4 separate regions of the Mus musculus genome follow, and regions 1, 3 and 4 are each linked to region 2. The links are chromatin loops, found by intact Hi-C in ENCODE. Cell type or tissue: heart. All regions are shown on one strand.

The links. A loop is a pair of places that touch in the nucleus more often than their neighbours do. Peaks named below come from ENCODE experiments on the same cell type or tissue, not always from the same donor. Only the 100,000 strongest peaks of a DNase experiment are listed, where the experiment ranks them.
Region 1: it touches region 2 in a loop (3-fold over the local background); 3 of 42 quality-filtered maps call a loop at or near these places.
Region 3: it touches region 2 in a loop (4-fold over the local background); 7 of 42 quality-filtered maps call a loop at or near these places.
Region 4: it touches region 2 in a loop (5-fold over the local background); 8 of 42 quality-filtered maps call a loop at or near these places.

What each region holds. Positions count from the first base shown.
Region 1 is chr1:182,120,410-182,128,409 of GRCm38, forward strand. Srp9 (signal recognition particle 9) reads left to right here and starts at 4,328. Exons shown (of 3, transcript NM_012058.3): 1 at 4,328-4,566. The coding sequence starts at 4,495. Gm33725 (a long non-coding RNA gene) reads right to left here and starts at 4,357. Exons shown (of 3, transcript XR_373761.4): 1 at 4,024-4,357. It also overlaps the pseudogene Gm17968. In heart, a CTCF peak has its summit at 4,245; DNase peaks (open chromatin) are centred at 4,322 and 4,692; H3K4me3 peaks cover 1,988 bases; H3K27ac peaks cover 1,428 bases.
Region 2 is chr1:182,337,657-182,345,656 of GRCm38, forward strand. Fbxo28 (F-box protein 28) reads right to left here and starts at 3,950. Exons shown (of 5, transcript NM_175127.2): 1 at 3,667-3,950. The coding sequence starts at 3,933. In heart, a CTCF peak has its summit at 3,703; a DNase peak (open chromatin) is centred at 3,965; H3K4me3 peaks cover 2,394 bases; H3K27ac peaks cover 1,604 bases.
Region 3 is chr1:182,404,390-182,412,389 of GRCm38, forward strand. It overlaps Trp53bp2 (transformation related protein 53 binding protein 2), which reads left to right and starts at 4,778. Exons shown (of 18, transcript NM_173378.2): 1 at 4,778-5,061. The coding sequence starts at 5,035. In heart, a CTCF peak has its summit at 4,557; a DNase peak (open chromatin) is centred at 4,692; H3K4me3 peaks cover 2,867 bases; H3K27ac peaks cover 2,074 bases.
Region 4 is chr1:182,279,528-182,287,527 of GRCm38, forward strand. It overlaps Degs1 (delta(4)-desaturase, sphingolipid 1), which reads right to left and starts at 3,274. Exons shown (of 3, transcript NM_007853.5): 1 at 3,095-3,274; 2 at 1-191. The coding sequence starts at 3,176. In heart, no CTCF peak of the experiment used is centred here; DNase peaks (open chromatin) are centred at 2,714, 3,264 and 3,844; H3K4me3 peaks cover 3,160 bases; H3K27ac peaks cover 2,783 bases.

The sequences.
Region 1 (8,000 bases), 220 kb before region 2:
TGAGATTGATAACAATCTTCAGGATTTAATAAGAAGCGGTCAACATGGAGAAAGTTGTACCATAAAGGACTCTGAAAGAGTCAAATGAGTGGTAGTCTTGGGGTAATTTGGGATTTTAAAAGAGAGGTTGAGAGGAGACTATTGAGTTGTCAAGTTGCCAAGACTACTGTCGGGGTGAGCTTGGGAGACGCCGATTAAGAGTTCCAGGAACTCCTCTTTCTACCTTTGCAGAGTACTAACGGTGCCGGGTGGTGTGAACATATTGGTAATGAAATCTGGACCATTATCAGACTGTAGGTACTGGAAAAGCCCAAAGCAAGAAATGAAGTGTCTGTAAGGATGCTGACGACCTCTGAGACACTTTCTTCTTGGTGGGAAATGCCTTTGTCTATCCAGAGAGGGCACTCAGTGGGTATCTGCTTCCTTTGCATGGGTGCATATAAGTAAAATTCGCTTGCCAACTTTCTTCCTGTACTGAGGGAGCGTGGTTTCTCTACGCTGCACACAAGTATAGGGGGAGCAGGTTTAAGCCCCACCCCCCATTGGCCTCCCAAGTAGGGCAGGCTTTAGAGACACATCACAATGTCTAAGGAACACTGTGTCTATGAAGACAGGCTCTATTAGAACTTGGAGGGATTTCGCCCTCAAATATATGGCCCAATAAGAAGGGCTTTCACTGGGAGGATCCAGAGAGCAGCAGTCTGTTTTCTGGGCTTTGTAACTCTGTCTCTGAAGTGATTGTGAAACCCTGGTCTTGGGACCTAGGAGGACGGGATCGGGATTGGGAATTTAGACAGTCTGCGGTAAAGGCTCAGCTGCCTGTTTAGCCTGCTTGGGTGTTCCCATGAGAGATGTCCGAGTGGCCATTTTAGTGGGCTTTGAGATGCATAAGCCCATCTGAATTAGAGTCTGGGTGGCTTCTAGAGTGGTCCGAACCTCAGGAGCATGTTTACCCAAGCTGTTACAGGCAGTAAAGAGGCCCCTTTCTCTCCAGATGGCTACACGGGTGTGGGTTACATAGAAATCACAGGATGAATCTGTGTGAATCTCATTCTTGCTCCAAGCTAGAGGGCTCTGGTGAGGGTAATTAGTTCTGCTCTTGGGGCTGATGTGAAGTCACTTGGAATGATCCAGATTCTATGCTCTTTGTGAAGTTCACTACTGCATACTCTGAATGTCCCTGTCTTATATCCATAAAACAGCTACTATTCATGAACCAGGTAGCCTCAGCTTGGGAAAGTAGAGAGAGGAGCTTGTAGACCTGGGTTAGTGTAGTGGGAAGGATTATTTTCTCTCACAGCCCTTGGGATTAGTGTACCAAGCGCTCTTCGCACCGCTGTGACATCATGGCAGACAAAAGCCACCTAAGGAAGGAAAAGCAGATGGCTCAGTGTGGGGTGGGTGCAGGAGTGTGCGGTGACTGGTCACACTGCTTCCAGTCAGGATGTAGAGAGGTGGATGCTGGTGCTCAGCTCACAGTCTCCTTTTATGGCCCAGGGCCCCAGCCCATGGGATGGAGCCACCACATTTCAGATGGATCTTTCCACGCCAATTAACCTAATCTAGAAACTCTCTCACAAACATAGCCAGTCGTTTGTCTGCTAAATGAAAATCAATATTATAGTAAGGTTTGACTGTAGGGTTGTAAAACGAAAGGGTTTGTAGTAACTTCCGAAGCCTGGTTCTCTTGACTCTGCCTTGGAGAGATAAGCAAGGGGGCTTTGAGGACTCCAACATTTTGATTAAACCCCAACACTATGCCCTTTGACTTGTACAGGTGTGAAAGAGGGAATATTAAGATTTGTTGGAAAAAAAATATTTGCTGGGACCAATCTAAAAGAGGTAGGGTTAGAGGGTGTGAACATGATCAAGGCACATTGTGGACATGTGTGAAGATGTCATAACGAAACTCATTGTTATGTACACTGCTAAAAATGTTTACAAACTCCTCTTCCAAGAAGGCCTTTCTGCTGGACTGTCCTTTGTCTCGTCTCGTTTGTTTCTGCTCTTCAGCGTCCCCATAGCCCCTGCAATATGTCCCTTGTTCTAAGGGAATAGAAGCCTTCTTCTGAAGCTAATCTTATTCACAAGTGACTTTAACCTTCGTAGAGATGACTCAGCTAACCACCCAGCCTCCTGGGAACTTGAGCTGTAAAGCCCTAATGTTTGAGCAGACCTTCAAGCATCCCCCGGGAGGCTGACTTCAGAGTCCCTTTGTTTCACCCCCTTTAAAAAAAATCAAAATAATTGCTATCTATTTAGCCCAGGTACCATGATGGCCTCTTGCTAGGACTGCCATCATTCTTGTTTCTTTCTTCCTTTCTTTTCTTTGCTTATTTCTTTTTTTAAAAAGATTTATTTAGGGGGGCTGGTGAGATGGCTCAGTGGGTAAGAGCACCCGACTGTTCTTTCGAAGATCCGGAGTTCAAATCCCAGCAACCACATGGTGGCTCACAACCATGTGTAAGGAGTGTCTGAAGACAGCTACAGTGTACTTACATATAATAAATAAATAAATCTTAAAAAAAAAGGACTGAAGGTTTGTCCCAGAGACTGCTCAATGTTTAAAAAAAAAAAGATTTATTTATTTATTTATTTATTTATTTATTTATTATGAGTATGCTGTTGCTGTCTTGAGACACACCGGAGGAGGGCATCGGATCTAATTACAGGTGGTTGTAAGGCACCATGTGGTTGCTGGGATTTGAACTCAGGACCTTTGGAAGAGTAGTCGGTGCTCTTAACTGCTGAGGCATCTCTCCAGCCCTGCTTGTTTATTTCTAAGTAGCCCAGTTTGGCCTTGGACTAAATAGCTGGGACTTTCCGCAAACTCATGACATAAAAAAAGAAAAAGAAAGAGCAAAAGAAAAAAAGGAAGGAAGGAAAGAAGGAAGAAAAGAGAAAGAAAATGAATGAAAGGAAAGAAAAGAGAAAAAATGAAAGAAAGAAAAAGAAAGAGAAAGAAGGAAAAAGAAAAGAAGTCGGGCAGGGGTGGCGCACGCCTTTAATCCCAGCACTTGGGAGGCAGAGGCAGGCGGATTTCTGAGTTCAAGGCCAGCCTGGTCTACAGAGAGAGTTCCAGGACAGCCAGGGATACACAGAAAAACCCTGTCTTGAAAAACAAACAAACAAACAAACAAACAAAGAAGAAAGAAAGAAAAAGAAAAGAAAAAGATAGGGAAGAGGAAGGCAAGATGGGGAGGAGAATGTGGCTAAGTTCAGTGGCAGAGACCTTGTCTAGAATGCACAATCCTTAGCACTGAAAACCCAAAACAATACAAGACAAAACAAAACAAAAAACCCAACAAAACTGTTTAAAGCTGATCAATGGGGGCTGGTGAGAGGGCTCAGGGTTAAGAGCACTGACTGCTCTTCCAGAGGTCATGAATGAGTTCAAATCCCAGCAACCACATGGTGGCTCACAACCATCTGTAATGAGAAACAAAAAATAAAAACAACAACAGCAACAACAACAACAAACCTTTGGGCCCGGATTGAGGAGGGGCAGAGCAAGATGGAGAAGGGAAGGGGGAAAAAGCAGCTCAATGGACAGGGGGATGTAATTTTTAGTAAGAGTAAACATTCGTGGGGCCAGGAGTGAAGACAGAGGAAATGAATTACAAGGAGGCATGAAGAAATTTCTAGAGGTGAAAAATACCCCCATATATTGATTATGACATTAGGCAAGTAGGTATATGCTCTGTGGCTGTGTGACGTGTGTGTATATGTATTTTTTTCAGAATCCATGATCGTATATTCTCAAAGCCGATGTTTACTGCACACATAAACTATATACCCCAATAAAATTTCTTTTAAAAGCTGTCCTGTGTCACACTCTGCCTGAGGGAAAGACTCAAATTTCGTATCCTAGCAGATGCCACAGTGTAGCTTCCTTCTCTCTGTGCTTCTTCTCTTCCTCCATTCCCTTGAACACTACTGTTCCTCTTAAGTACACGTACACTGCAGATCTTAAATGTGCCTAGAGGTCTCGCCCTTCTCTACTCCCTATTCAGTTTGTCTCACCTCTGGGAGCCTTGCTCCTTTTTGTTCCACTGACCCGATACAAAAGTCTACCACAGAAAGTTTTTGGTTGCGCGTCCGTTATGTCTCCCCAACTCCTTGATTAGGCTTTGAGTGTGACAGCTGCGCCTTGTCATCACCACGACTGTGACTTGGGTACCAGGTCACAGAGCTCCTTAGTCTTTGGAAAGGCAGCACAGGCACTATCCCCTCCAGCCCTGCAGGCGGCGCTGTGGCAGCCGCCCTCTCCTCTCCCGACCTCTCAGAGCGGAGGCCCCGCCCCCCGACATCACGCCTCCTGCCCATTGGACAGGCGCGCGGCCGAGGCTGGCCAATGGCGTGAGCGCTCGTGAGCCTCCGTCTTTGCGCCGCCGGAGTGCAGCGCTGTGGGCGGTTGCGGGAGAGCGGCGGGCCGCCGGGGCGACAGCGCCGTGACTCGCTTCGCGGCCTTGTTCCTCGCTGCCTGAAGCCACGATGCCTCAGTTCCAGACCTGGGAGGAGTTCAGCCGGGCGGCCGAGAAGCTCTACCTGGCGGACCCCATGAAGGTGAGTCGCTGCAGGGACCGCCCTGGGGCCCGGGGCTTCTCTACCCTTGGCGCGGCCTGAGCACGCCCAGGAAACAGTCGGCCCACCCGGTGCCACTGTCCCTTCGTCTGCTTCCGACTGACCCGGAGACCCAGTGACCCAGCGAGGCGACCCCAGCAGCTACAGGCAGGGCGGTTTCCGCAGCGCCGGACCCCACAGCGGCCTGCACCCGGGGGAGCTCCTAACTTCCGCTCGGGATCTGGTTGGTTTACGTGTCGCTGAGTGGGCTCCTCCCCCTGCACCGTCGCTTTCCTGTCCGTCGCTTAGTTTAGTGCCCCTTTCCTTTCCTACCCAGACCCGAGAGTACCAGCTTATAAAATGGTGCTACTGTACGTCCCAGTTAGGAAGCACCTGCTCTACTTTTTTTTTTTTTTTTTTGGATAGTGGGGATTTTTAGTCTTTTCCTGGACCAGTTGAAACATGGAGACTGTTTGCACTCTCACGTTAGACATAAATGTTTGCAAGCGGTTTCATTCCCCAAAGCAAACTACCCAGTCCCATCTCAGCAGTTCAGAACAAGTTCCGGGAGGGGGACACAAAGGTCAGCTTCATCATTCCTTAAAGGATTGTTGAAGGTATGGTAGACGCATGTTTTATGAATATACACGTTAAGGAAAAAGAAAACAAAAACAAAAAAACCGATGAGCAGCTAACAATCTCAAGAACCCGGGCTCAGTGCATAACACGAACTCTGTGTGTGTGTGTGTGTATCATAATGAGACTGCAGAGACACTCAGCATGCAGAACTCACTTAAGGATGGAAAGAGGGAATCTACTCCTTAAATTTGCCCTCTGACCACACATCTCTCACACTAACATGTACACACACAGACACACACATGTAAGTAAAAATCAAAAATATATTGGTACTGGCAGCTTGCGGTGGCAGTACTTACTACAGGATTTTACAGGGAGCATCTTTTACTTTTGGTTGTGAGCATAGCCTTTAGCAGCTAAGCCATCTCTCCAAGCCCACAGGAAGCATCTTTTAAGAAGGTCAGTCCATTAATTCTTACGTATGTCAGTGTTTGCTTGTGCACATGGGGTGCCTGCCCTGCTGGGGTCAGAAGAGGGCATTGAATCCCCGGGAAATGGAGTTAGGCATGGGTGTGAGCCACCTTGTGGGTGCTGGGAGCCAAATCTGTGTCTACCTGCATTAGAACCACAGGAAGACCAGAGTAGACAGTAGAACATTCGGAACCATCCTTGTGTATTTTTAAGCTCCTATCTTCTCATGCGTCCTAGATGGGCCTCATTAATGTCCTGTGGAGATGAGAGTGATCTTGAACTCTGGGTGTTAGCTCCCCCGGCCCTTCTTTTTATTTCTCAGGAACTCAGAGATCCGCCTGCCTCTGCCTCCCGAGTGCTGGGATTAAAGGCGTGTGCCACCACACCCGGCTGCAGGCTCCCTTTTTAAGGCAACATTTAAAACTAATGATCTTATTAAAGTGATAATAAATGGCTAGGTAGATTAGGTATTTTTGAAATTGTGTAGTTTGTGACAGTGGTGGCTTCTTGTATGTACTTTCATGTGGTTCATTTCCTCAGTTGGGCAGTGTGCTGTAAGGTGGTATAAGGTTTGTCCAGAAGGGCCTGATACTGACAACAGTATACAGTGTCTGCATTTAGTAAAGAGACTGTAGATACACCAGCACACATTGAGTGACTATTTGAAGATGTAGTTGCGGGGCCAGTGAAAGTAGAAGTGTCAGGGAGTTGTGATGAGAAGGAGACACAGAGGAGGAGCTGGCCAGATCTGTCCAGGAGAAAATCCTTGTGGCCTCCAAACTTAAGTATAAACCCTGGATCTGAACTCCAGTCCATTCTGGTCCTCGTAGGGCTAACGAAGACAGTTTGTTGGTCTCTAGGATTTGTGTGCGGGAATTCTGCTTTCTGTACCCAGCACATTCAGTGTGGAACCAATGTACCTTTTCACCCTTTACTCTTCCCTTTATGGCTTGAACTGAAATGCTGTTGCTGGTGAGCTGAAAGAGCCCGTGGTTGCTCTGTCTTCCTTTTAGTCCCTCCCTTACGTTTCTGCTACCGTGGTCTGAGAATACCGACACTGCCGTGTCCTCTGCTTAAAACCAGTTCTTCATTGATTACTGAATGAAGTCCTGACTCCCAGTCGCACTGTCTTGATTCAGTCATTCTGGCTTCAGACTTGGTGAAGCCATAGATACATCAGCTCTTTGTTCAGAGTGCTTATACTTTCTTCAGCCTTCTCTATATGAAAACAAAACATGTATTTTCAAAGCCACATCCCAAGAAAAGTGGTTCTTGGCCTCTTTTTCCTTTAGCACTTTTACCAGTATTTTTCTTTATAGGACTTTTTTTTTTTAAATAGACTTAATTCACTTTATTTTTCTTGTATAAAAACCCTCATATGATAGCCACAGATGGAACCTGGGTCCTCTGAACAGATACTCCAGTGTGGGTTTTCACAAGGTGGCCAGTGAATTCCTGATAAAGAGACTTGAATAACAAAGTTTCTTTCCAGAGGTCAGGGGTCAGGTAGCTGTAGGTCTTGGAGGTTGCACCACTGGTGGCCTTGGCAGTGTTATCCAGGGTGGCAGTGCAGCCCCTGGCTGATTAATGGCACTTATCAATATTGGCCATCATTAGTAGTTTTTTGGGCACAGGAGCAGAGACAATGCCAGTGCTTCTGGGGGCAGAAATAAGATGCACCAGCACAGAGCCACAGTGGCCTGTCACCTTGCATGGGACATTGTGGGGCTTGCTAGTCTTGTTCCCCAGTAGCCTCTCCAAATAGGGACAATGGAGAGCTTGGCCAAGATGGCGGCCCCTAGATGGCTGTGGGTTCCTCCTTGGAGCATGGAACACCAAGACCAACATGACCATTGTAGTTCCCAGTAGTGTCAAAAGCCTTGAACCTGTCCACCGGCCGCCAAGCGTCTGTTTCTGTATGAGCAGGGTTTTAGAACCTCCCTTGAGGGAGGGATGTGCTCAGGGAAGATGAGTAGTCTGGGAGCTCCACGACTTGGTCCTCATGTCCTTACCTTGGTGACGGGGACCCACTCCTTGTCTTGGCTTTGCCTCCAAGAGCTCCCTGGCCTCGTCTGATCACAGCCCCCACGGCTGCCAGATCACTGCCTCCACCTCTTACTCCTGGCCCCAGGTCCTCCATGCCTCCTGGGGTTCCAGGATCATCTCCATTTCCCGAATAAGAGGCTGCCTTTCTAGGACCTTTATTTTAATTCACTCTGTTTTGTATTGATTATTTTGGTTGTTGAATTAAAAGTTCTTAACTAGACAGGAACCTTGACCTTTTTGTCTCTGTGACTCTATTGAAATGGATGCTTATTTTGAACTGTAACAGTATTTTTTATCTAACAGTTAAAATCCTTCAGGTTGCCACACTGAACTAACTTTAA
Region 2 (8,000 bases):
GCTTCTCACTCTGTGGAATAGGGCACAGGTGGAAGCCACCTAGCAGCAATAGCAGTCAAGACTATTCTTCCAGGTTTGAGCGCGTCTCAATCCCTCTCCTCAAGCCTCTTCGTGTCTTCAGACTCTGCAGGTTCCTCTGCGGGTAGTGCTCTATTTGTGCATGGTCAACTCCTCTCATAACGAGGAAGCGGAGACCCACTCTCTCCCTCCCAGGTATCCAGTTGAGGTTTCTGGAGCAATACAGCAATACTATGATGCATTGTTACACTGACAGCTAATGGATGTGTGCTTTGTGTTCTTGTGCTTTGTAAAAGTTTCTAAGGTAACCTCTTAGGATCATGACTTTTAAAGAATATAAAGGTATACTGAAACAGAAAAGATCGGGAACTTCTAGGATACAGTAAGGAACAAGTCAGAGACATGCCCAATTCTAAGCAAAAGGAAAGGCCTCTTCATCGTCCTTCATATTTCCTACCACCAACCCAGTCTACAACTTTCAGCTTTCTAAAGCTTGAAGAAACCCCATGAAAGGCGCTATAAATAGCAGATTCAATTCTCTAGAGTGATCCAGACAAATATCTTGGGATGGAGCATCATGGTTTTTATATACTTGGTTGCTAACTGGAAATTTCTATTCCAGATAACAAGCAAGAATTCTTGATACAGTCACATTTATGTTCTGAAATACTAATTTCACTCTATTTGCATGAACACCACTTGAGTTACAGGGGAACCAATGACAGCATCTTTACTATCTTGAAAATTCTCCCAACAGAACACTCGGTTCATGAGCCAAAAGAACATGTTCAAAGGTAAGTTTGTTCTGTTCTCTAAGGGTGGAATCTCCATTCTTACCTTTGACTACTTGTTTCTAAGCATCTCAGGTACTTATTAGGGATCTGTCTGCTTAACACGCCAAAGCACCAGGAAAGCAACCAACTCAAAGTACACACCTCCTCATCTGAAAAGTTGTATTCAGCCAAATACATTTTAATACATTGTAGGAATTAATTATTTAAAGCTATTTCTGTGGGACCAGGATTTCTAGGCTGCATATGTTTGGGGAACAAAATTTAGTGGTAGAAAAATAGCCAATTCAATAAGGCATTCAAGACAGACCCTGAGAAATCAGTAGACTGGAAAATCAAATCTCAATTATTTGTTACAGGAGGCAAGTACTATCACCAACTAACCTGAACAAATAAATGAAATTCAGCTGAGGCAACTTCAGGCTAGAGATCTCGTCCAAAAGTATAGACTATTAATATTAAGTACTTGGGTTATATACCTGCCCTGTAAGTTAGGTGTTAGGAATAGGGAAACATGAGGTCTCTCAGGATGAGGCAAGAAAGAAAACTGGAAGGAAGAGAACAAGCAAAATGCCATCTCAACAGTGTGTCTGTCAACTAGCCCACGGGTCAGCATGCAGCTGAATGGAAGCCAGTTGTGCTCGCTCTCAGCACTGCTCCCTCCCGCACTTGGCCAGTCTTAGGGCTTACTCAAGAAAACACAATTAAAAAGAACTTAGGTAATACATACAGCAGATGCCAACACACACTTAAGTCTCTTGAATTTTTGGCAAATGATTTAGGTAAAAATAACCACTTCAATTAAAAAGATCTGTACAAAGAGCCTAATGAGGCAATGTCTCTTTTCTATTATTTCACAAAAAAGAGCGTAATTAAATTAATGCTGACACCTAGTGACAAGAAAGTACATCTGTATGTCACCTGAATTGTATTTTCTGAAACCAATGAATCTAAAACCTTAATTTCCATAAAAACCCAGTGACATCAGATTAAGAAAGGACCTCGCCTTCTGTTTCTAAAACCACGCTGGTTTGTATAAACCTGGCTGGGAGCGGGGAGGGAGGGGTGCCATAGGGACTCCTTAAGAAAAATGCTTTCAATTACAAATCAAGCCAGGAAAAGGCTTAGGATACAATATGCAGCTATACATTTCACATGAAAGAGATGATGATTATTAATAATTGTGAGGCCCATTTCACCTCAGGTCTCCAAGCAGTCTATTTTCTCCTCTTCACACTTTTGTTTGTTTGTTTGTTTAAAGAAAAGGAAAAATGAGAGTTAAAGCTGACAGAGCATTTATCTAGTAGAATCAAGGCTGAACTCCAGATTGGTGGCCAAACAGTAACACACAAAACAAAACAACAATGAATGAAAAGAAGGAAAAACGACCAACAAACCAATAAAACCCCGTTTTTCTCAACACTTAACAACAACAACAAAAAACCTGTGAACATTCCAAGCTTTTCAAAGCCATTGTCTGGCTGGCTGGCTGAATTCAATCAAATGTTATGCCCAATTGCCAAACGCAATTGTATATACAGCATACATTTTGGTCAAGTACCAAGCTTTATAAAATATAAAGGAAATATTTACCACTCTACACGAAATCCTAGGATGATGCTTTGAAAATCTAGGACAACTGTATTCTGAAATACCTACTCTAAACAGAAGAAATTTTCCATTCCACAGAGTGTGGGGAAACACACACAAAACCTGCCCCGGAGTTTGAATGAATGACTGCAAGCTGTTTTTAAAGATGATTTCCTTTGAAACACAATACTGGTCAATTTAGAGATGGAAGAATAGGGCTAAAATATGGCATAGCGATGAATAAGTAACCGCCACACACAGCACATTCAGAAAGATGTCTTTGTCCTTTTATCAACAATCCCGAGCACATTTAAGTGACTACATCAAACCAGCTCACAACCACTTCAAAATGTCCACCTCCTCCAATTTCCTAACCACCTAAGGGGAAATACCCCGGTAGGAAGTGAGATATCTTCCTGAACCAAGTAATTCATCAAATCTTCGGTCAAACCTCAGGGATGTAGTAAAATTCCAATGGCAATTTTTTTTCTTTTTAAATTTTGGCTAGGACAATGTGTTATTTTTAGGGTATAATAAGTAAACCACTCCGACTGCAGGAGGGTGGGCTTGAAGCACATTTGAAAAAAAAAAGCAAACAAGCGGGAGGGGGTAATAGCTTGACAAGGGGACAAGTTGCTTCGCTATAGTAAGGAGTGTCAGGGAGGCAAAGCCAGTCAGGTCATCATCTCCCAGGGCTCTACTTTAGTGAGCAACTAAGGCTCTGGGGTTTTAAACGCACAACACAACTGCAATCTTAGAACCGCAACTGGGGCTCAAGGGGGAGCGGGGGGGGGTGGGGGGGGGACAGCCAAACCCCCTTCATCCTTTTCAAGCAGAAAGCCTGGGTTGGAGGGACAATACACACTATTCTTGCAACACAACCCAAGCCTGGCTGGGATCCTCTGCCCACTTGGGAGTGAACTCCAGAGCCCGAGCGGGCAGTCGAGGCAGGCGCCTGCCCCTTCGGGAGTCCCTGTCGCCGGTCCAGCCGGGCGGAGGGCACCAAGCCCCGCTCCGTTACTTCTCGCAGGCGGGCGCGTCCCGGGCTAGGGGCGAGGAGACCCTCGGGGCGGGGCGAGGCGCAGAGCGGAGCCTCGCCCGCCCGGCGGTCGCGATGCCAGCGCGGCAGCAGCAAGCACCCCGCCGGCCGTCGCCAGCGCCACTTCCCGGCTGCCGGGGACGCGCGCGCTCCGTGTCCCGAGCCGGCGGGGCTCCCTCCCCAGGAACGCGCCGCCCTCGCCGGTCCTCCCCAGGCCTCGGCCCTCACCAGGCGGAGCTGGCTAATTTCGTCGTAGGACATAAAGCTGAGGATGTTCTCGATGGCTACGATGGGCAGCGCCACCAGTGTGTTGTTTTGGGGCAGGTGGTCCGGTGCCAGCGCGGGCGCGGCGGGTGCCTGGGACCCGGGCGGCGGGGCCTGCGACGGGGGCGCCGGGGGCTGTCGCTGAGCGGAGCCGGCAGCCGAACAGGAGCCGCCGTCGCCGTGGCCGCCGCCTCCTTCCTCAGCCATCCGCTCCTCAGACGCCGCCGCCATCTTGGGAGTTTGATTCCTTCCTCCAATGTAAGGGGATCGGGACACTTCCTGTGCGTCACTTCCTCCTCCTGGGGGGGGGGGAGCTTAAGGAGAGGGAGGAGCTCGTGGGATGACAGCTGGAAAGAGAGGCGAGCTTTCGGTGCGTCCATCGGAAAGGAGGGAAGATAGTGCACACTTCAAGAGAGGTGGTCGTTGTAGCTCTTTAAAATCGGAGACTGCCTTGTTAGAGTGGAAACGAGCAAGGATTCCGCAAACCCTAAGAAAGGCGGTCGTCATAGTCCCTTTCATCTGATAAAAGGAACGACAATGGAGCAGTTTTCTTTAAAAGCAACTCGCCAAAGGATGATAAAAACCATATCACCTTCATAAGTTTAGACGGAAATTTGTATTTAGATCAGCATCTCCCAAGAGTCACAGTGATAATTGCAGCATATAAAAAGGAATAAAACACCGCTAGTTTAAAACTACAAGACAACAGGTAAACCCTGAAAGCACATTAATGAAATAAAAACACAGAGTCACACACCATACGACTACTTTTATGTGAAATGCCCTATGTAGGCAGGTCCATAGAGTCAGGGGCGAGAGAGAGAGAGAGAGAGAGAGAGCACAAGCGAGCTTACAACACTTGGTGCACTTCCAGAAGACCCGAGTTTGGTTTCCAGCACTAACACTGGCCTTTGGTTTCCAGCACCAACACTGGCCTTTGGTTTCCAGCACCAACAACTGGCTGGTTTACAACTGCTTAACTGAAACAGAGTGGATTCGTGGTTGGTGGAAGTTGGGAATAAGGGAAGTGTGGAAGACAACAGACAGTTAATGGGTGCATTGTTTCTCACTGGAGGAATAGCCAGTGCTCTTAACCTCTAAGCCATCTCTCCAGTACCTGAATTGTGTGCTTAAAAAAAAAAAAAAAAAAAAGACTTTTATTCTCTGTGAATCAATTTAGGTGAGAACCAATGAAAAGATGCTAAAACCAGAAGACAAGCCTGTGGTAAGGTGTAGCACGTAGTCTCAAAATAACCCACTTCTCATGTAATGCATTAATCACAAAATAAGAAAGGTATGATACAGAAATTCAGGGAACAGGCTTATAATCACATGATTAGGAGTACCACCACAAGTTGTGGGAGGAAAGATCATCACGTGCCTCTTACTAGGACGCCCCATAGGTGACCCAGCATAATGTAGTATTATTTCATGCATAAAAATACACACTCTGCATCTGAAGTAAACAAAGTCAGGTTGGACTTGGTGGTGGTTTGGGTAAGATTGTTTCCTACAAGTTCAGATATTTGAACACTCAGTTCTGAGTTGGCCTTGCGCTTTGGGGTTTCTTTGGGAGGTGGGGCCTAGCTGAAGGAGGCGTGTCACTAGTAGACAGTGATTGCTTATAGTCCCACTCAACTTCCAGTTTGCTCTCTGGTGGTTTGTGCTGGAGGGTGAAGATGTGGTCTCTCAGCTTCCAGCTCCTCCCGCCATGCTTGCCACTTCATGCTGTGTCTCCTCGCCATGATGGACTCTTTCTTCTGTAACTTGCCTTCGTCCTGGTATTTTATCACGGTGACAGAAAAGTGACTAACGTACAGACTTGAACCTGTACTGATTCTGTCTTTGACTCCCATGATTCCAGTTCTTAGGTTTCATCCAGGATAACCAAAGTTCCGGTGCATGAGCCGTCTCGAGCACATTCAAACCACACGCACATCACAGAGGGCTGGTTAGTATTCAATATGTATTTTATGTCTAACTGTTTTCCAGACGTTTGCATATTCATAATGCGTTGATTTTCTCCCTACTAATAGACTGTAATTTTACTTTTGTGCTTAGGGCGTTGCTACCTCTTCAGAGAACCAATTTCAATTTAGTCTAAATGGAAATGATTTTCTACCTAGACTTATTAAAGTTAGAAGCTTTCTTGATGGGTTAAGTTGAAATAGAATTTCTATAAGAGGAGACGAGTTAAGTACATTATAGAAACTCTCACATGAAAAAGAGCTTACAGAGCATCCTGTAAAAGTGGACCATCATCCCCTCAGTCAGCTCTTGTGGTTTGTCAATCCACTCCTTACACACAGCTGCTGTGTGAATGGATCCTACAAACTGCAATCCTTTCCCCATAACTCTCCGTATAAGGACCACCGATTAATGCTCAGATCTTTTGGTCTGAACCACAGAATACAAGTTTGGGACTAATTTTAAGCAGTTCCTGCCACTCAGCTCATTCCAATTTTTCTCTCTTTATATACATGAGATTCCAACCGTTACATTCCCCATGCTTGTTTGAGGATAATATTGTTATTGGAAGCACTTGGAATTGAACTCATGGCCCTGTGTGTGCTAGTCACATACTCCACCATCCAGTTATAGCCACAGCCCCTAAAAGTGTTCACAAAGAGAATTTCAAAGCAAATGGTAGTCTGGTTTTAATTTTTAAAGTCGGCCTTTATTTTGGATAGAGTTACCGACCAAAACGAACAGGTGCACTCTGAGGAGAAATTCTGAATTCCAAATGTAGTTTCATGCCAGCCAGATATCAGGAGTGCTTTACAAGACAGCAGTTTCCAGTAGGGGATGGACACACACTTCTCAAGATTCACCTGTGTCTAGTTTCGTGCTTGGGAGATGTGAAAGAGAATGAGATCTTCCTTTAGAGCTGATATTAGGATAAACTGAGGCAGGAAGTGAGTGGCACCTTCAGTTTACTTATGTGCGTAGTCACTTGTTTGGAGACAGGGACTCGGGATCCAGGGACTTCCATATGATAGGCTCGCATGCCACCACTAAGCTACCTTTCCGGCTGTCCTGGCTAGTTTTGTGTCAACTTGACACAGCTGGAGCTATCACAGAGAAAGGAGCTTCAGTTGAGGAAACGCCTCCATGAGATCCAACTGTAAGGCATTTTCTCAATTAGTGATCAAGGGAGAAAGGCCCCTTGTGGGTGGTGCCATCTCTGGGCTGGTAGTCTTGGTTCTGAGCAAGCCAGGGGAAGCAAGCCAGTAAGGAACATCCCTCCATGGCCTCTGCATCAGCTCCTGCTTCCTGACCTGCTTGAGTTCCAGTCCTGACTTCCTTTGGTGATGAACAGCAGTATGGAAGTGTAAGCTGAATAAACCCTTTCCTCCCCAACTTGCTTCTTGGTCATGATGTTTTGTCCAGGAATAGAAACCCTGACTAAGACACCAGCCATATTTGTTTGTTTGTCTGTTTATTTGTTTATTTGCTTTGCTTTGTGAGATAGGGATTTGCTGGCCTGAAGCTTGCATCCCTCTGGTGTGCTAGGACCCTGACTCGCATCACCATGCACAGCTATGGACGAGGTCTTGTATTCTTCTGATCCAAAGCATTAAAGTCAGTTCACTGTGTTGCTGATGCTGTGTGTTATTCTCCCCACCACTTACCCATCTTTCTGTCTTTCTGGTCACGGTGTGTGTTAGGAGATGTGCTAAGGCCAGGTCTAGCTGATATGGGGAGAGGAGATTTGACGTGTTCAACAATACTTCCAGAAGGAGTTGTGTTTTTGTATAAAAGAGAAAGCTGTAACTATATACTTTTTTCCTGCTACATGTTAACAGACTCGTATTTAGAAGGAATAAGTGGCCTCTTATCCTGAATAATAAGAGGCTTTAAGTTTTTGGGATTTCTTTATCACCTACATTTAAAAAACAGATTTATTTATTTTATTTTATGTGTGAGTGTTTTGACAATATATAATTGTGTACCATGTTCATCCAATGTCTGCCATGCAGGCACTAGGAGTTGTATTTGGGATTTCTGGAAGAGCAGCCAGTGCTCTTAACTGCTGAGTCATCTCTCCAGCCCCACCTATATTTTTAAAGATTCATCTTTTTGGGAGTGAGGAGACAGCTCAGTTTGTAAACTGAGTTTTGCCAAGCAAGCACAAGAGCTTGAGTTTTGACCCCCCAGGGCCTACATAGTAAGCCAGGTACTGCAGCGTCCTAGCAAGGGGGAGGCAGAACTCCTGGGGCTTGCTGGCTTACAGGACCAGTGAGAGGTATTGGATCAAAAAGAAAAACAAAAAAAGATAGAAAGCAATTGAGAAAGAC
Region 3 (8,000 bases), 67 kb after region 2:
ATGTAAAAAGTGAAAAGAAGCCTGGAGATACAGCTCAGTGGTCCTTTCCTATGTTCCATCATCAGTACTGCTAAACGAACAACTCAGAAGCAATATAAACACAGGTGGAGAGCAGATATGGCCTGTAGTTTGCAACTGCTTAGAGAAGTGGTTTTCAGCTTGTGGATGGAGACCCCTCTGACAAGCCTCTAGCTTCAAAAATATTCACATCACAATTCATACAGTAGCAAAATTATAGTTATGTAATAACAACAAAAATAATTTTGAGGTTGGGGGTCACCACGACATGAGCAACTGTATTAAAGGGTCACAGCACCAGGAAGGTTGAGAACCACTAGGCTAGAGGTTGATGGGAAGTAGAAATGCAGGAAGACCTGCCAAAGGCAAGCATCAAAAGAGTCCATAGACCTAGGAGGCAGACGCACAGGAGGGAGGCAGATGGAGATGTGATAAGTACCAACAATGTTGCATTTATAAAAGTTCCCACCATGCTCTAGGTGCAATGTTAAGGCTGAAGCTGCCTAAAGTGTATTTCTTTCCATCGAATCTAGTTGGATGTAAGCTTTTGTCTGTGTCATGTGGCCAGGGCTAGGTGGCACCATGCAACGGAGAGGTCAGTTCCTCTTGAGAAACATCAAATGGCACTTTCAAGAGTCACATTTAGGTAGGAACTTCAAAGATGCAAAGAAGCCTTCCCACCCTTTTAAGTGCTATACTTAAAGCAGGGAATATGAACTTCAACCTGGTCTCCTTGCCTTTTAATACTGCTAATTAAGGAGAATGCAGGAAAAGATTGCATAAGTTGATAGGTCAAGGAATCTGTAAAAATAGCTATGGTTGGCAACAATTAGTTGTGTATTTCATTACTGAGGTATTTTCAATGTTTCCAGCACAAAGTAATGTCTGAGGAGAAGATATTCTAGTTACTCTCATTTGATCATTAAGACACTGTATACATATTTTGATATATATACTGTACCCATAACCTTAAACATACATTAAAAGGCTGTATAGATGGAGTGTCTAGGAAGGACAACTGGAGCATTAAATTGTCCTGGATGCTCCAGGCCCTCACCCCATCTTCTGGCTCGTACCAGTCTCCATCTGGTACAGCTCCTTGCCCCTTTCACTCCTTTAGGATGCCAAACACAAGACAGTCTGGGCCCCTTTGCCTGGCTGTTCCCACTACCCAGAGTCTGACTCTCCATCCATTTATTTCTCCCAGGCCTCCTCTGGTCACTCTGTCTAAAACACACTATGCAACTCAGTTTACTTGATTGCTTTCTCTTCCCTACAGCATTTAGGATTACAGCATTCATTTGCTTATTGTCCAGCATCTCTACTCAGAATATCAGCTTCAAGAAGGGCCTCCATTGCCTTTAAAATCTAGAATAGTGCCTGGCAAAATATGGGCACATAAGAATGCAGTTTGCTCTCCATTTCTACAGGCCCTGCATATACAAAGTCAACCAAACCTCAACTTGAATATTTTCAGGGAAAACTTGTGTCAGACCTGAACTTGTATAGAGTGGTCTTTTTCCTTGTCCTATTATCTTTATAGGATAGTAAGTATTGTAAGGAATTAGCATTGTATCAAATGGAATGACTAATACATAGCTAATTTAAGGTAAACTGGAGGATATGTATAGGTTGTATGCAATTTGATTGACTGATTGGGTTTTGCCCAGGCTGGCCTCAAACTCTTGATCCTTGGGCACCACACTCCCAGTGTTGTGATTATAAGCATGTGCCGCCATACTCATTATGCCAGGGATGGAGCATTTGAAAATGTTAGAATCTAGGGGGAATCCAGTCCTCCATGGATACGAAGAAATGATTGTAAATAGTCAAATCAATGAGAGAAGTAGGAAGAGTAAGACAACTGAGGGGCCGAGGGGAGAAGGAAATGAAAAGGTTCAAGATCTGTCATCAATATCTTACTGACAAAGTAACATGGAAATGCATCTTCTGAGGGGAGGAGAGGAGTCAAGGTTTGGAACGTCTGTGGGAAATGGGCCAGAGTAGCATGGGGAAGACACAAGCCAAACAGATAGGTAATGCACTGTGCCTAAGGGTGGGGTGAGGTCAAGAGCGAAGGCAGCTCCTCCCCAACCAGCTTGTGGTAATTTCATTTATCTTTCTTGGACTCAAATACAGAATTAAGGGGTGGGGAGAACCAAGTTGAGGCTCTTGGAGGAGTAAGAATGTGACGGTGGGAACACAGAAAAAGCGAGAAGCTGGGAAGGCAGCTAGCTCATCTGACCAACTAACTCACCTAACAGCTATGTGTGGTTTACACAGAATTGAAGGGAGTGAATGAAGGCACAGACAAGGTTTCTTTGGTTTAATGCTACTATGATTTAAAAAAAAAAATCCCTCAACTATAAACATAGCTGCTATTTGGCATCTGGAAATTCTCAGTTGGCTGGAATGAGTTTCAGGAGAAACTGCCAGCAACCATCCCCTTTCTCTCCCTTCCCGTGGGCAGGGCATTTGTGCAAACAGCAGTAAAAACAAACAACTGGAGTTTATTAGTCACATTCTTCGCTCCTTGCTTCTATTTCCACCGAAATCATTTTTATTTAACTTCTAATGATTTATTTATGCTTATTTCATGTGAATTCGTGTTTTGCCTGCATATATGTCTGTGTGCACTTACACAGACAAAATTATTATTGTTGTTGTTATTATTTAACCAACCCAGTGTTGCAGTGCTCATATTAAACATAATGTACTGTTGTATGCAGTCAGTTTTCTGGTAGTAATGGGGTAAGTGTCCCATTCCTTGATCCACTGAGAACTGGAGCATTAATGAACAATAGGAATTCTTTTACTGAGCTGGGCAGTGATGGTGCACACCTTTAATCCTAGCTCTTAGAAGGCAGAAGCAGGTGGATCTCTGTAAGTTTGAGGACAGCCTGGTCTATGAGTTCCAGGACAGCTAAGGCTACACTGAGTGACATTACCTAGAAAAACTAAACCAATCAACCAACCAACCAAAAACCAAACAACAACACAAAAAGAGTTTTTTTTTTTTTTTTTTTTTCTTGTTCTTTTCTTTTTTTCTTCTGGGTGACTGTATGTAGACTGGTTTTATTGTCCATTCAGCTTTGTTTTGTTCATTGATGGATCCACAGTACTTAGAAGACCTACAGTATTTTGATACATTTTACTGAGTAAGTCAAGGTGTGGACTTCCTTTACTTAACCCAGGGTAATTCTAGTTGTATCAGTTTTAATTTCATGTTTAGATAGAGTAGCTGGGATGATAGAGTAGCTGGGATGATGTTAACTGGGAGTTGGATGATTCTTTTTTTTGGGTAAGGGATATGTTAAAATAAAAAAATAATTATTCTTTTATTTGTTGTTTATTTATTTGGAGACAGAGCATGTAGCCCAGGCTGGCCTCAGACTCTTGATACGTCCTGCCTCAGCCTTCTAGTGCTGGGACGACAAACAATAAGTGCTCATTCTTTCTGTTGTGCTTTGTATTAAAACCAGGAGTTTATTCATGTTAAACACTCTATCACTAAACTATGTCTGACTCCAGGGACCCCCCCCCCCCCGTTTACATTTTGAGACCTATTCTGCTAAAGCTGCCCTGGGAACCCTTAAATTTGGGATTTTCCTGCCTCAGCATTCTGAGTACCTGGGGATATAGATCTGTGCCACACACAGGTCAATTTATATTTAATTTTTATAAAAGTGTCATTTGAGGTAAGGTCTTACTCTTTCAGCTCAGGCTGGCCTGGAACTCACTGCAATTCTCCTGGCTCAGCCTCCCAAGCGCTGAGATTACTAGTGCACGCTACCACATTCAGCTGGCTCCATTCTTGAAGCTGTATACATTCTGGTGCTTCATTTCATTTCGTTTTGGGGACTCTTCTGTCCTCTGATTCCAAATGAGCTTGCACGGGTTACTTGACGTGAAATGAGCTTCGTGGAGTTAGTGTTCCTGAAGCCTATGTCTCTCTGGATAATGGACTCGACTATCTGCCTCCCTATCAAAGCGAACTACTGCCAATTTCCCAGCGTGAGCTTCGACGGCTCCAAAAAATGGTCCTTGTGTTAAAAGTGTTTACAGGTCGTGATGAGCTGAAGAGCGCCCCAGAAAGCTGTTTTTACCCATTTTCAAATCCTTTGAGCGTGCTGTTCAAAACACAGGGAACCCCCCCACTTCTCAACACTGAAGGGCTTTTCCCTTCTTACATTATAGAAGTAACAGGCCATTCAGAGGGGGGTCTTGGACATCGCCTGAGGGATGAGGACAAATCCGAGAGCGCCTTCTGTCAGGAACGTGCTCCGGCCCGGCGGACTCGCAGGTCTCCATCTTGTGGGGCGCTCGGATCCCTCAGGGCGCCCTGAGTCAGGTGTGTGAGGCGGCGCCGCCCAGGCCCCTCGGCGTCCGGCGCCTTGTGGCTGGTTCATGGTTCCTAAGGCAAAGGGCTCAACTCTCTTGAGCAACTCGGAACCGCCAAGGAGGTGAGGGACACAGCCCTGGGCTCCATCCCCGCGTTTTACGATTATTGTTCTCCTGCGGCGCCGCCCTCCCGTGCCTTGGCTCCGCCTGGAGGCGCGTTCAGGAGCAGCTCCGCCGCCTGCATCTTCCTCCCTCGGAGCAAAGGTTCCCGCCCCCTCTGGCACCGCCCCCAGCATCTGCGCATGCGCCTTCGCCGCCCGGTTGGCGCTCCGCTCCCCCTTACCTCAAGCCTTGGGGCGCGCCGCGGGCGGGGCTTCGTGGGGGGCGGGGCCAGCGCGCCTCGGTGGGGGCCCGGCCGGGATTAGTTGGTTTCGGCGAGAAGGAGGAGGAGGAGGTGGGAGTCGCGAGCGCCGAGACAAAGCCGCGTCCCGGAGACGGGCGAGGGGATTGGGCCCCGGACTCGGTGGCGTCCCGGTCCGCTGAGGGGACTCCAGCGCCGCTGCCTCGCAACAGGTCGGCCGCCGGGCGCGCGGCCTCGTTCTCGCTTGGCTTCCCCGGGCCCGCGACCCTCGGGTCACTTCTGCTCGGCCAGGCCGCCGCCAGACCCCCGCTTCCATGCGGTTCGGGTCCAAAATGATGCCGGTAAGCGGGTGGGCGTGCTGGGGCCCGGAAGTGTACAGGGCGGGGGGGCCGGGTCAGCGGAGCCGGTGGAGCTTCGGGCTTCGAGGCTCTGAGGCTCCGTCCCTCTGGGTCCCCGCGACGGTCGCGATGCTGCCCCGCAGGCAGTGCGGCAGCCCGGGCCGCTGCTCCAAACTTTGCTTCTCGGATGAGACCTTTGGGGAAGCTTGTTTTGAAGGTCAAGAGCCGGGGAACCTTGTTCTTAGCCTATTTCTTTGAATTGTTTTGAGGCTTTTTACTGAAGTGAAGCATAGCGCTTGAAAAGGCTTGCCTTTCTTTTTCTTTCTGCCAGTTTTTTTTTTTTTTAACTTGAATTTCGATCTGATGTTGGTGATAGCAGCCATGTCACCCTATCTATCTCTTTGTGGAAACAGGTTTTAGTAAATGCAGCCTTGAAAGTTTTAGTTCAGAGGAAAACTTCAGTGCCCCGCTCCCCCAGCTTTTTTTCTGCAAGACCTCTAAGAAAGATGAGTGAATTCTTTTGGCATCTGACTTGGCCAGCGTCACAGGTGACTTGCAGGTTGAATGGAGGTGTTTCTGAAAAGCCCCCTTAGCAAGCACAAGATCTGACTGGTTATGGTGGCTCCTGCAGCCGTGTATTTATTTCCTCGTGGGTGTTGTATTTGTTCTCCTCTCAAGCAGGATTAATCGCAGTCAACCTAAGTCCTTTTTTAAAAAATAATTTTTATATATTCTTTGAAAGGTCACGTATTTTAGCCATATCCATCCCTAAACCCCTCATCAACTCACGTTCTTATCGCATCACTTGTTTAAGAAAACAAAACGATAAAAACTTAAAACAACTTAATTTTTTTGCTTTTATAAAATCCAAGAAAGAGTGTTAAAATTTGTGTTTCAATGTTCTATTTTGTTTTGGTTTTTTTGTAATTACACGTGCAGAATATACTATACTGTCTCTTTGCCCCTTTGCGTTGTGGAGGGTGTTCCTAAATTTTTCTAGGTTGGACACATATATAATATTTTGGTTATTAGGTTATTAGGTGGCTTGGGATGGTTACAATTGCTAAGAGTCAAGAAATTTGGAATTACTAGCATTTTGTAACTAATGGTTTAGTCTCATTTATTAAGTTAGGGCTGTGATGTGAATATCTTAAAACGCATACCTTGGTTATGATAGACTGTTTTGTTAACTTTTTTATTCCTGTGTTTTTATCTCACTGTTGTGAAAAAACCTTTGCAGCTTGCCATCAGCTTCCCCTGAACAGAGAAAGGAAAAGAATAGGTGGTTTTAATTGCAGGATGATTTCTTCCTGAAAGATCAGTTTAAATCAAGGTATCCTTTGTTTTTTTTTTTTTTTTTTTTTTTGTTTTATGTAGGGGTGTTTTTCTCCAAACCACATAGCAGATGATCAGAATTCTTGTAAAAAGTTATTGAATCTTGGGACTAAAGTCACTTCAGCAAGTCTGGTGGCTTTGACTGCTTTCCTGGTGTCAGAGTAGACTTACTAGGAAAGGTGTAGTGTGCATGCTATTCTAGCTTTGAAATTTGATGCGCTTTGGAATTTTGCACAGCATTAGTGATCCCAGATGTTTAAGAAAAATCTGTCTCTCATCTTCATCATCTGTATCTTGGGGGTGATACAATGCCAATTCTCAGGGTGCTTTGGAAGATTGGAGTCACTGTTTATGAAGGAAGGGGTTAATACGATGCCTGGCTTGGAATAGTTGCTAGAAAACACCCTGAATTAGCAACAGTGATTAAACATGAGATTCTTAGTCTGTGATAGATAAAAATATGATACATTTTCATTTAGCATCCTTGTGTTCTTTTTACAAGAGATTTATTTTATGTATGCCTGTTTACCATGTGTGTGCCTGGTGCCCACAGAGATCAGAAGAGGTCATCAGATCCCCTGAAAAATAAGTTATGAATGGTCTTGAGTGGCTAGGTACGTGTTGGGAATTGAACCTGGGACCTCTGTAAGAAGGAATAACAAATTCTCTTAATGATTAAGCCATCTTTCCAGCACCCAAGCCTTAGTTTTATATGCCTTTATACTTGTGTTATTAGGGTACTTGAAAATAAAACTTCTGTGTGTGTGTGGTACTTGGGATCCAACCAGGATCTTGTATACATGCTAGACAAGCACTTCATCACTAAGCTACTAAGCCCGTAAAAGTACATTTCGGTTCTTTGAGAGAGGGTCTTGCTGTGTATGTAGTATCTGGCTGGTGTGGTACCTACTCTGCAGCCCAGGCTGTTCTTTAGCTCACAGCTGTCCTCCTGCAGCAGCATCTGGAGTGCTGGGCTAACAGACACAGGCCATCCCAGCACTGGCTTAAAACCATTTTCTTCTTTATGGTTTTCTTCTTTAGCTTTTACTATGCTTGAAGTTGAAGTCTAGTATGAGTAAGGTTTTGTTCTGTTTCATTATTACTTTGGAAAACTAACCAGTTTATCAGGAAAAGCGTCGCACTAATGAAAAGACAGGCATTCAGAACGAAGACCAGTTGCCTTGATACACTTTTTTAAATGTAAAATATACATAATTTATCATCGTATGGTTCTAGCTATTTTCAAGTGTAGTTCTGTGGCACTGAGTACATTCCTTGGTTTGCTTTGGAAGGCATTTTTGAGTTCTACTGAATTATATTAAATATATGCAAGCAAATGGTATTCATGTGTTTTGTTACCAAATAATGCAGACTCAAGTAGTTTTCCTTTCTGTGGCACATGAAGTGATAATTGGCTACAGACCCAGCAGTGAAGATGCATTTTAGTAGGCTAACTAAAAATAAGTAGAGTCACAGCGGAGCTAATGAAAGGGTGCTGTGCAAGTGGGGTTGACGGTCACTCTTATTTTCAGATACCTGCCATGGTTAGCATCTCTTCTCTGTGGTCTCTCCGCCACTTAGTGAGGAGAAACTGATTTCATAGTTGA
Region 4 (8,000 bases), 58 kb before region 2:
AATCTCATGGATAGCCAGAGTCATGGAGTGGTTAAGGCAGCTGCCAAAGACATAGGACCAAAATATGACCCATTTCCAGTCCAAATCTTTGACTAAGTAAAATGAAGCCAGCTGGACGAGAAGCATCATGGCTACAATCCAGATCAGATTGTGGTCAGGTTTCATCAAGGACTTGATCTCTGGATACTTTGCTGCAAGAAAAAATAAATAAATAAATAAATAAATAAATAAAGGAAATGAGAAAGAAAAGCAAACCATAGTTCAGCAACTATAATTAATACACTCAGATTAATGCAATTAGATTTTTCCCTTTTCTAAGTTATAATTCTCCCCCTGACAGACTTTATGAGATATTTATTTTCTAAAGGGAAAGACTATGTTCTGGTAATGAAGTCACAAAATAGCATGATACAACAGTTTATGCACGAAGAATTAATCTGGACAGTCCACATTCTTTTACACTAAAAGAATTACGTTTACGTTTAGACAAAGCCTGCACATATTTTCTTTTAAGATTTATTTGATTATTTATTTACTTTATATGTTTGAGTGTTCTGCCTGCATGTATGTTTGTGAGCCATGTGGTGCTTTGGTGCCTGCAGAGATCGGAAGAGGGAATGGAATCCCCCTAGAGCTGGTTACAGTTAGTTGTGCGCAACCATGTACCACTGGGAACTGAGCCTGTGTCCTCTGCCAGAGCCAACAAGTGCTCTTGTGCCCTTAGCCACTGAGCCATCTCTGTAAGCCAAGCTCTGGCACGTTTACCGTATATAACCATGAAGTTAGCTCAGCTGACACAGGAAAGAACGTAACATTTGTTCCATAGGATCTCTAAATCACAAAAACTCTCATTTCCACGGTTCTTTTGGACCAAGCTTCCTCCAGGGAATTCTGTTTTGAATCTTCACCACACTTTAAAAAAAACACCTGGGCATCGTGACACACATAACCTCAGCCCTCAGGAGGCTGAGGTAGTTAGTAAATTCCAGGCCAGTCTGGACTACATGGTAAGATCCTGTCTCAGAAAAGGAAACAAGGCAAAAACAAACTCCCCAAACCCAATAGTCTAAGGGCCTCATATCACCAGAGGAGAGGTTAAGTGCTGAGACGAGCAAGAGCTTAGCCACGTGAGCTTTCAAGCCAGCGAGCCTGGCATGCCCAGCAGAGGCAGAAACAAGAGAGGACGAGATGGAAAGACAGCACACTCCTGACAGCCACAGTGCACACTGTGGCGTGTGTGCACGCACATGCACTTGTGGGGGCACACCCACACGCCCACGTACCCAAAGGCAGGTAACAACTAGGTTGTGGAGAAACCAGAATCTTCATACACTGCCTGATGAGTATGTAAAATGGTTTAGACTGTCTGACATTCAACCAAAATGCTAAAGAAAGAACGGCCAGCAACCCCCAAACGAAAACGAATCCATGCCCTGTACATGAACATTCAAAGGAACACTATTAAAAACAGCTGAGAGGGGGTATCAGCTCAAATGTCTATCAAAGGAATGTTAAGCAAAATGTGGTATCACCGCACATATTAAAGGGTTGGACCCCAGCTGGCAGATCTGGTCACAGTGAGGATCCTGAATGTTCTGACCTTATCAACATATTAACCCCTCAAAGGACTCAGAATAAAAGGCATAGGAGGAGGTGTGCACTGAAAGCAGGCCCCAAAGGACGTTTCCATTTGCCCCCCAGCTTCCAGGCTGACATGAGGGGGATCAGCTTTTTTCCTTCAAACCCCTCTGGCATGATTTCACCAGACACCTCCCCCTTCCCCCCTCCCCACACACCCAAAAGCACCGGTGAGCACCGATAAGCCAGCAGCCAAAGGCCTCCCTCCCTCCCTGGAGCAGCAGACATTTATCACCGTAATGAGGCAGAGGCAATGACTATACGGAAACCCCAGAGCCCAAAGCACCTGACAGCACAGCTGGTGATAATGACTGAGGCTCACTCAATTTAAGTTCCAGGTCAGAAGTCAGGGGTGCAGCTCAATGGTAGAGAACTTACTAGCACCAGGGATCCCCTGAACGTGAATTCCACTAGAAAAATAAAGTCCATTTGAACGGCAGCTAGTCACTCTGATTTGCGAAACAAGTAATGTCTAAGTTTAGCAACTACTGCAGAAACCAGGGCCTCGCCGCCCCCTCCCCCATTAGGCAAATATTTTTAAGAAAGAGTGTGAAAATGGTGGATATGAGGCAGTTCCTCATATTAAAAGGCCTTTCATTGATTCTCTCAATTAAATCAAAACAAACAAACTAAAACAACTTTCTATATCTAGCACCAAGAAAAGAAAAAAGGCAGACTCTTTGGCTGCAGTCTAATTATGAAGATGTTGGAATCTTCTTAAACATTACTTCATCTTTTAAAATGCCGGCTCAGGCAAAGTACTGGAAAGGAAAAATTGAACTGGTTCATATATGCAAAGCTCATACCCAACAATTTGTCCTTATTCTTAAGAGCAGCCTACGTGGGATAAGAGACCTCTCTATCTCACGTGGAAACCCCCCCTCCGCCCCCCATACTCTCCTAAATCAGGCCTAGCCTGTCCTAAGGTCCGGGAGGCTAAGCTGCGCGCCTTTCCTATGCAGCCGGTCCCGCAGATCACTGGAATAAAAACTCACAGGAGCCATCCGGTCTGGGAAGCCTAGGGTCACCCGAACCTGGTCCCCCGCTAGGCCTGCAGCTGACTGGACCACGTGATTGAGGCTCCCGGGGCCGGGGATGCCCCTGGACCACGCCCTGAGCCAAGCAGGCGTCCGGGCTCGAGCCTACCGCTCCACCAGGAGCGGGGGTCACCCTCGACTGTCGGAGCAGGAGGGGCGAGTCCGGATCGCCCTACCTGGGGACCCTCAGCTCACAGGCCGGCGGAGGCCTCCAACACATGACCATCGAAGGGCTAGCAGCGAGCGGCGGCGCGCTGATCCCTCATCCCTCGGTTCTCCCGCCCGCCCGGAGCCCGCGCCGGCGGCCAAGCAGCGGAGCGGCTGGAAGGGGCCGCGGAGGCCGCGCTCGCACGGCGCGCACGGGAGGCCGCTCAGGGCCCGCACGCGGCCACGCGCACATAACGGGGTCCAGTCTTCACCTAAGATCTCCTTGCGCCGGGCGGCGTGGGGCTGGTCCGTGTAGACCCATTCGAACTCCTCTCGGGACACGCGGCTACCCATGGCTGCGGCCTGTGGACCCGCTCTGCCTCCGGCTCGTGTCCGGACGGCGGCAGCTCGAGGCCCGGCTCTAGTCGATAAGCCGCGGGGACGCGGGCAGAGGCGGGGCCTCAGGCCACGCCCCGCAATGACCACGCCCCTCGTGGGAGGCGATGGGCGGGACCTGGGTCGGCAGCCAAGAACCTTGTAGGCTCACGAAGCCTGGGAAAAGGTGAAAAGAGAAGGAAAGATTTGCGGCTGGATAAGGCTCTCGCTTTAGCGCCTCAGTGGGTGGAGTACATGGGGTGGCTACCTCTCCTTGAGTTCGGAAGATCACTGGCTTTGATTAAGTGGCAACGAGCCCATATTTCGCTTAACTTTTAATAGCAAATTATCTGTCGAGCCCTGTTTGGTTGCCTTCTGGAACTAAAACCTCCAGAGATTTGGAGTGTGTGGCAACTAAAATCTAATTTTTAAAAAAGTTTTTTTTTTCTCTTTGCTTTTCTCTCCCCTCTCTCCCGTCTTCGCCCCTCCTCACCCCTCCCGCCCCATATGTTTGCTTTTGTTTCTTGAAGTAGGTTCTCACTACCTAGCCTAGGTTATCCTCCAGCCGGTGGGCCTGCCCTTGCCTCCCAGTGGAATTTCAGACTTGTCTGAACAATGCAGTAAAGAAAAGGGAAGGGAGAGATGGGGTGGAGTTGGTGGTTCTGATGTTTCCCTACACTAATGGTTGCTCAATCATGCATCTTCCCGTGTCACAGAAGTGATCACCCGCAACTTCCTGTGGGAGGCAGGGGAGATTTGATTTCAAAATGCCTATCATTTCTTCACTTACGAGGTTTAGGGATTAGAGGTGTGGCACAGAGTTGGAGCACGGGCCGAGCAGGTGGATGGACTAAGAGCCCTGGCTTCTCCGTGGAGCCTGGAAGTGAAAGGAACTGCTAATTAAGATTAAGATTACAGGATTAGGGATTAGCAGACCAGATGACTTTCCTAAAGAAGCCAAGTGGTCATGAGTATAAATCAGACACAGACACACACCACTGCACATGCATACCACAACGGGAGAGGTGGGGACACAGAGAGACAGACATCCAAGTCTGACAAGTCTTGGAAGTACAACTGCTCATGTATAGAAAACTACAAACTACAGAGGAATCTGCTAAACTATGGGATACCATCAGCAAGATCTCACTGTAGGAAACGATATGGGAATTTTGTGTTCTCTAATAAAGGAGAAAAAAAAAACCAACAAATTAACAGGGACTTAAAGGATAAACTAGCCAGCTGTGATGTATCAGTCTTATTTATTCTGAAGGGTTAAAATGATGTGATGTTATTTAAAGATCTATCTATCTGGGTGCAGTTGCTTTCAGAGGCCAGAAAAGGGTGTCAGATCCCTTGGAGCTGAGTTACATGCCGTTGAAAGACACCCCACCTTCCATGGGTGCTGGAAACTGAACTCTGCAAGAGCAGTAGGAACTCTTCAAATACGGAACCATCTCTCTAGCCCCTGATGTGATGCTATTTAATTAAAGTATCATCTGGGTAGGTGAAGGTATTAAGAAATTCTTGCCGGGCATGTTAGCCCAGTTGTGTGTGATCCCAACTGAGCAGAAGCCTAAGGCAGAGATCACAAGTTCCAGGATTGCCTTGGTTACAGAGCAAGTGCACCGATAAAACCCAGCCTCCTCCATATACACACACCCAACACAGATAAAAGACTTGAGACAGAGTTCAATGATAAAGTGCCCAGTAAGATGCTGGGTTCAAAACCCACCACCACCAAATAAATAAATTAAACAAATAAATAATAAAAAGAAAAAAACCCAAAACCCCTATGATTTTTTATAATAGTGCTTTTCTCCCAGAGGTTCACACTAAAGGAGAAAATAAGACAACTGAAGTAAAATACATATTCTAGCTATATTGTGTTGTGCTATGCTATGGTACTGCCTAAAACTGTAAAAGGCTGGAGCAGAAAGTGAATTCTGTCCATGACAGGGCCTCTGACTGACACACATATGCCTAGGGCCTGGAGCAACGAAGGCTCTTTAGGGGTATAGCGGCCTGCAGGTTGGGCAACAGACTCCAGCCATGCAAGCTCACACTGGAGTTGGGTGTTTGGTGATGCCGGTGATACTCATGTTCCTGTAAGTATCACCAAAGAAATTGTTGGTGCACTGTTGTAGTTTGAATATGTTTGGCCCAGGGAGTGGCACTATTAGGAGGTGTGGCCTTGTAGGAGTAGGTGTGGCTTTGTTAGAGGAAGTATGTCACTGTGAGGGGTGGGCTTTGAAAGACCTTCCTGGTAGCTGCCTGGAGGTCAATCTTCTCTTGCTTGCCTTCAGAACAAGATGCAGAACTCTCAGCCCCTCCAGTGCCATGCCTGCCTGGATGCTGCCATACTTCCTGCCTGGATGATAATGGACTGAACCCCAATTAAATGTTTGCCGTTATAAGAGTTGCCTTGATCATAGTGTCTCTTCACAGCAACAGAAACACTAAGACATGCGCCAAGCTGGATAGAATTATTTATTTGGGTTGCTGCTGTTTCTCTATCTGGAGTAAACAGAAATAGCTTTCCCAGAAGTCTCCCAGCAGCCATACGGTGAACTTGACACATTCTTTCATATAATTTTAAAAAGAATTATTTATTTCATGTATGTGAATACACTGCAGCAGTCTGCAGACACACCAGAAGAGGACATCAGATCCCATGACAGATGGCTGGGAGCTACCATGTGGTTGCTGGGAATTGAACTCAGGACCTCTGGAAGAGCAGTCAGTGCTCTTAACTGATAAGCCATCTCTCTAGCTCTCTTTCATATAATTTAAATGTTTCCATTATTTGTTTGTTTGGTTGGTTGGTTGGTTTTGAGACAGGGTTTCTGTGCAGCCCTGGCTGTCCTGGAATTCCTCAAAGTCAAAAAATCTTCCTGCTTCTGCTGCCCAAGTGCTGGGGTTAAAGGTGTGCACCACCACCCAGCTGCCCTCTCCTCTCCTCTCCTCTCCTCTCCTCTCCTCTCCTCTCCTCTCCTCTCCTCTCCTCTCCTCTCCTCTCCTCTCCTCTCCTCTCCTCTCCTCTCCTCTCCTCTCCTCTCCTCTCCTCTCCTCTCCTCTCCTCTTTCCTTTCCTTTCCTTTCCTTTCCTTTCCTTTCCTTTCCTTTCCTTTCCTTTCCTTTCCTTTCCTTTCCTTTCCTTTCCTTTCCTTTTTCTTCTTTTTCAAAATGTATTTCTTTTGAGCCATGGTCTCATGTACCCCTGGCTGGTTTGGAACCTCTGTGGAGATCAGACTAGCCACAAACTCCCAGAGACAGCCTGCCTCAAGAGTGCTGAAATTTATAGCATGCCGCACCAGGGTGGGCTAAGCAGTTTATTTTTATGTCATTTCAAAAGCCACTCAGTTGAAATCTAATAATGACACTGGCAAGCATTAGCCTATGGGAACTGCTCCTGTAGAGAGTTGAGAGCATCTTACATCCCAGTCGCCTGCTGGCATCCTGTGTGCCATACGTTCTCCAGTCTGAGTCTGCACACCAACCTATCTCCCATACAGTCCTCTTTCTTCCTTCTGGGGGTCTGGCCTCTGGGGAACACCTTCCCTTGGCTGAGTTACCTATCCAGGAGGGGTTCAACAGCCTTCTGTAAGTTGGTCTTTAGGCCTGTGGATTTAGATACTTCACTTAACAATTAATTAGTTGCTCATCTAACTGCTTAATCTACATACTGTAAGAGGGTCACCCAGGAAGCTTCACACTCTCTTGTTTTCCCAAGAAAGCCAGACAATTATTCATGCTTCTGTCTCCCAATTCACCCTCCGTGTAAGGGGAAAAGTATGTTGAAGAAAAAAATATATATGATGGCCTTAACAAAAACCAGAAAATTGGTTTGATAAAAATTAACTGTCTTTGACATCATCAATGTAGGAAATCTAACAACTGCATTTCCGGAATAAAATAAAAGAATTTTGCAAGACAACTTGGTGGAAACTCATGTACAAAACTACTTTGTAAGCCAGGCATGGTGGCACATACGTGCAATCCCAGCACTTGGGTGCTCCGGAGAGACCAGGGGTTCGAGTTCAGCTATTTAGTAAGTCTGAAGCCAGCCTAGAATACAAATGTCTCAAAAATGGATTTTATTTGTTTTTTTTTTTTTTGTTTTGTTTTGTTGTTGAGACAGGGTCTCATGTAGCACACACTGGCCATGAAGCCACTATGTAACTGAGGTTACACAAGGTTAAAATGGTAACACTCCATCTATTCGAAGGTCACTGATGGAGTTGTGGTGTTCAAATCCTCAGGGAAAGACCAAAGACTGAGACTCAATTCATACTTAGAGTAAATGAATTTACTTCTGACTGGTAGGAGAAAGAAGGCAGCCTTAGAGCCAAACAGCATGTCATGTGGAAGGGAGCTGAAGGAGGGGTTTATAGAGGTGGACATCTAAGGTGGACATCACAGTTATCTATGAACTCCACAGCTGTCTTACCCTCCTTGGTTGTCTCTCTTCTGCTGTAATCAAAAGATGGCTTCATTCCAGAGCAAGTGGTTAAATGCCTCACAGCGGGAACAGTATTATGCTATCCTGATATCACCTGCAGGTAGGATGTGAAAGCCACCCTTGGCAGTGCACATCTGTCCCCCCTGTACTGAGAATGTAGACGTGTGATCAGGAGTTCAAGGCCACCCTCAGCTCTATAGCAAGACTGCGGAAGAACAGGACTTCAAAGGAAAGTCAAGACAAACCATAAGGTGTGGGGAGATATTTCTCATGCTGTGGTCAACAAAGGACTCGTATCAGGAAGGGCTGGCAAAAAAGACTCAGTAGGCAAAGGAGCCTGCT